Linked DNA regions of Mus musculus: region 1 is linked to region 2. A link is a loop called in an ENCODE intact Hi-C map of the cell type or tissue named here. Cell type or tissue: heart. All regions are shown on one strand.

Region 1 (2,500 bases), 1.3 Mb after region 2:
ACACAGAGAAACCCTGTCTTGAAAAACCAAAAACAAACAAACAAAAAAAGTAAGTGCTCAAGTAGTAACTGCTACCTATCTATAGTATCCTTCCCAGTACTCTGTACTCAGGTGTTCTTTCCTACCTGAACACATTTTGACCTTTGCATTTCACCAGTACAGGGAATAACGTTGACGTTAGTGATGTTATTGATGTTATTCCCTGTATCAACATCAAGATAACTCAGGAGATGAATCAACGCCTGTTATACCAGCACATTTGGGAGTGTGAGAATTCCAAGTCCAGCCTGGTACTTGATAAAGACAAAGAAAACAAAAACAAAGCAAACAAAAAACCGAGTCAAAACAGATAATCAGTTCCCTATTTTTTATCTCGATTACATAGAAACGAACAAACACTGGAAGCCACTCTGACCTTCATTTTTGCTGAGAAGTAATAAACTTTTATTACCACGAGTTTAGGAAAGGGGGGGGGGGAATACTAGAAGAAAAAAAGTCATTTAGGAAAACAGTGAACATCATCTTTCCAAAACATCAGTTAAAGTCTGTTAAGGAAGGCTGGTGAAGTCAATTAGGAAACGTTCAGCCATCTAGTCCTTCTGTATTTCAGGAGTGCGCTTTTCGCAGCGTTCGCCTTCGAAATGGAGATGTCTCGACAGCACCTAACCCGAAGTTTCTAGACGCCTCCAGAGAGAGAAGCGCTATGTCCTTCTACCCAGTTCCGACTCCCGCGGCCAGCAGAGCCGGCAGCTGCAGGTCCGCACTCACCTGGGCCGGGCCGGGCCGGGCCGGGCCGGGTGGAGGCCTCGGTCCGCCAGCGTCCTTCCCGGGCCGCAGTCGCGCGGGCCAGAAGCCCCAGGTGGCGACTTACTGCGGAACAGACGTCGCCGTCGCAGGCGACAGCCCAGGGCGCCACCGGGGAACCACCCGCCCGATACGTCACCCACCGAACATGACCTGGAGCCGGGAAACTCACCTCAGGGCGCGGCCCCACGGCCTAGTCCTCGGTGCCCCGGCTAGGGCAAGCGCCGGCGCCGCTGGGCTGAAGCCCCTCAGCCCCGGAGCGCCGGGAAACCCTGTCGCGACCAGCGGCCTCGCCGCGCAGATCTGACCGGCCTCCCTCAGACTGCCCGGCGCGCGCCGGCGCCGGCTCCGCGCGGCTCGGAGGAGCGAGCCTGACTGACGGGAGCGCGCGTGGACGGCTCCGCGCGGCTCGGAGGAGCGCGCCTGGCTGACGGGAGCGCTCCGGGGACGGCTCCGCGCGGCTCGGAGGAGCGCGCCTGGCTGACGGGAGCGCGCCGGGGATGGCTCGGCGCGCCTGGCTGACGGGAACGCGCCGGGGACGGCTCCGCGCGGCCGTGAGGAAATTGTCTGGCTGAAACGGGAGCGCGCCGGGGGCGGGGCTTCTTGCGGCGGGTTTTCCTAGGCTGCCGCAAGGCGCGCACTAATGGCGGTGGCCTTCTTGCTGCTGCAGGTGCCGCTGCTTGTTGTTTCCTTAGGAGGCGCGGAGAAAGCTGGAACTAGGTGGGCGTTCACCTGATAATCCAGATTTACCTATTTCTTTCTATGCCTCCTGTGCTCTTCCTTAGAGAGTTCTTGCATCCTGTTAGCGAACTTCACCTGAGCCCTATTATCTGAAGAGTGACTGTTAAAAGAAACTTGCCCGCCCTTCGCGTTCTTAAAAAGGCTCTCTACAAAGACCCCTTTCTTTTAGAGGACTTATTTATTTGCTTGTGTATATATTTAGGGGGTGGGGTGAGACAGGGTTTCTCTGTGTAGCCCTGGCTGTCCTGGAACTCAGAGATCCTCCTGCCTCTGCCTCTGAAGTTGGCTTCGGATAGGATTTATAGGACTTCAGAATGCCCCTTATTCTACTTACAGCAAGGTCAGGCGTATACTCTTTAAACACCCGGTCTTTGTCCTTTTAATGATTTTTCAGGACTGCTTGTAACCGCTATCTGGTCAAAATACTTGCTGTACCGACGTACCATTTTTAGTGTAGCATATCTTCTCCAGGTTCCCACACTTTCACAGCCTCAGCCTGAGCCTGGAAGCATCCCCTCTCCCTTTTGCCACTCCAGAAAGTACACTGATTTTGGAATAAACAAAATGTCTCTGATGTCCTGTGTGATTCACTGTCTCCTCTATTGTTGGTTGATTACATTTTCCTACTCACACGTCTTTCTAGCCTTATTTATTCTTCCCTATAGAGGAAACACACGCACGCGCACACACACGCACACGTGGGAGTGGGGGAGAGAGTAAGACTTTGTCTAGCTAATCTAGGCAACTGTTGCAGATCTCATCGATTTTCCTCTATACAATAGTCTCTTTGTTTTTTGTTTGTTTGGTTTGGTTTGGTTTGGTTTTGTTTTTGAGACAAGGTCTGTGTAGCTCTGACTGTCCTGGAACTCTCTAGTTAGACCAGCTAAAGAGACTGACCTGCCTCAGCCTGCTGAGTGCTAGGATTAAAGGTGTGTGCCACTTTGCCCAGGTACAA
Region 2 (2,500 bases):
CTCTTCCAAACATGCAAAACAGTCACACAATTCATGTGTGAAAAGTAATGTATCCCCTCTCACACAAAAAACCTCACTTACTCTAAGTTATCAGCACAGCACTGCCTTCACCATGGGAATTTAAAAATAGATTGTGAGAAGAGGAGGAAAAGGGTGTCCTAGAGGCAGGCTGCCAGTCTGATTGAAGCAGGTGGCATGATCTGCCTTTCCATAAGGTGCCAGAAGGCTTCAAAAAGCATCCCTAAAGCACACAGGCCTACTGCTGCTTTCCTTAACATGTGCACATCCACACGCACCAAAAGTCTAATGGATCATGCCGCTGTCTTAAAGTTGAGGGAAAACATTTATCTTTTGAGCCATTAAAAGAAGACTTTGATGTCCCTAGAGAGTTTGGAAAAGCTTCTATAAAAAATGGCAATATGAGGGGCTGGAGAGATAGCTAAGTAGTTAAGAGCACTTGCTATGTTATCAGAGGACCTGGGTTTGATTCCCCAGCATCCAGGTGTCATTTCACACTCTTCTGGCCTCGGGGTGGCACTCACAGGGTGCACACACATTGCAGCCCAAACACTCATACACATAAAATAAAGTCCTTTAAAAAAATGATATGAAGCGGGGGGGGGGGGGGGGGGTAGTGGCGCACGCCTTTAATCCCAGCACTAGGGAGGCAGAGTCAGGCGGATTTCTGAGTTCGAGGCCAGCCTGGTCTACAAAGTGAGTTCCAGGACAGTCAGGGCTACACAGAGAAACCCTGTCTCGAAAAACCAAAACCAAAAAAAAAAAAAAAAGAGTTGGTAATGAATAAATAAATAAATAGATGCTAGATAAATAAATGAAGCTTTGTCGCCCCTGCTCCGTTGCTCAAGCTGTTTAATGTCTAAATAGTCCCACTTTTAGGAACTACTGAACAACTAAGCGGAAAGTAATGTCTCTCCTTCATCCTCTCACCGCATCCGGCTGTGGCTTGGCTTTGCGCAGGGGACCAGACTCGGTCCTTCGCAAGGCTGCTCTTCTCCCTAAGTTATGCATTCTTGGGGACCAGGGGCCGTGACCCGGATCGTGTCCATCGGGCACCAGGCGCGGAGTCAGGGCTCAGCGAGCCTGCTGAGGCAATGTGGAAAGTCACTCGGGGGAGGACCCGCGCTCGAGGCAATGATTCACCGGGTGTTTCTTCGCATTCCTTAAGGTGCAGTCACGTCGGCGCAGCACGCAGCCGCCCGGCAGCTACCTGTGGAGTGGAAGGGCAAGTCCACCTCCACCTCCGCGGCCGGCGCACAGCAGAGGCCCGGAGGGGGCGCGCGAACCCGCGGGAGGGCACTCGGCCGCCTCCCCGCCCCCTCTCGCGGCGGAAGCCCCGCCCCTCCGCGCGCCCGCCCTCCGCGCGCACCCGCCCTCGCCCTCGCGCCCTCGCGCCCTCGCGCCGGGGGCGGGCTCGCTGCGCGTGCCGGGCGGGGAAGCGGCGCGAGCCGGCGCCGTTCCGTTCGCCGCGGGGGCGGCTCCGGGGCCTGAGTGGGCGCCGCCGCCTCAGTCGCTGCTTGCTGCTTCAGCCGCCTCAGCCGAGGGGGCCGGGTTGGAGGAGGCTGCGGCCGCCGGAGAGCCACGCGACGGCCCCTCAGCTCCGGCCGGGAAGCGAGCCAGGTGGGGAGTCCGCCGGGGCTGGAGGAGCGAGAAGGAGGGCTGCGGGGTGGCGGAGTGCGCGGCCCTGGAGCGGCGACCCTTGGGAGACAGCACGCCGGGCCGGGGAGGGCTCTCCGGTCACCCGCGCGCGCGGGGGCCCGCGGAGCGCAGAGCCGGGCTGCGCGCGCTGCTGATGCATCCTGAGCCCGGCTGGCGGGGAGGAGGCTCCGCGTTAGGTGCTGAAGGGGGCGAAGGCGGCAGGTCCTGGCAGAGGGCAGGTGAGGTAGGCAGGCCCTGGCAGAGGGAAGGGAATTCATTCCAGATCACCTCTCAGTGTCCCCCGAGGCTCCCGGTAGACGAACCTGTCCACCCAGGTCACCCCTGTTGGGCACAGTGTCCGGAGAAGAGGGAGGATGCAGCTGACGAATGCTTGCTGTTAAATTTCTGTGCCAGGCCTTAGGGAATCAGGGAGACCTTCCAGCATTCTCTGCAAGCGTTTATTGATTAGCTACGGAGCAGGAGAGAACCGCGGTCAGCGCCTGGGTCACGACTTTATCACTCTCAGCCATCTTTTGCTGTTGAAGTGCTGACAGTTCGGCTGTGAAAGTATGCACACAAAATGTAAAGTGCTCTATTTCATGTTTCCTGTTCTGTTCACTTCAGGTCCCTTTAGGATTTTCCCAGCCCTGGGAAACTGGAGCCGTAAGTTGCTTGGTTTGTGGAGAAAGTAAGATAGTTGAGGAAAGCTGGTGGGAACTATTGAGAAGAGATTTGAAGGATCTTACTGACATTTAAAAGAGGGGTGGGGAGGGGGAGAAGAAATCTGGAAGAAGAATCTTGCCTTCCCAGCTAGAATTAAGCTCCGTGCCTGTTTTCTGTTCAG

The links. Hi-C counts contacts between places; a loop is a spot of excess contacts. Peaks named below come from ENCODE experiments on the same cell type or tissue, not always from the same donor. Only the 100,000 strongest peaks of a DNase experiment are listed, where the experiment ranks them.
Region 1: a loop joins it to region 2, with 9 times the contacts of the local background. A loop is called at or near these places in 8 of 42 quality-filtered maps.

What each region holds. Positions count from the first base shown.
Region 1 is chr12:4,906,373-4,908,872 of GRCm38, forward strand. Ubxn2a (UBX domain protein 2A) reads right to left here and starts at 1,181. Exons shown (of 7, transcript NM_145441.4): 1 at 977-1,181. In heart, a CTCF peak has its summit at 1,436; a DNase peak (open chromatin) is centred at 1,249; H3K4me3 peaks cover 2,032 bases; H3K27ac peaks cover 1,790 bases.
Region 2 is chr12:3,571,010-3,573,509 of GRCm38, forward strand. It overlaps Dtnb (dystrobrevin, beta), which reads left to right and starts at 1,382. Exons shown (of 18, transcript NM_001162465.2): 1 at 1,382-1,638. In heart, a CTCF peak has its summit at 1,264; a DNase peak (open chromatin) is centred at 1,412; H3K4me3 peaks cover 1,771 bases; H3K27ac peaks cover 1,423 bases.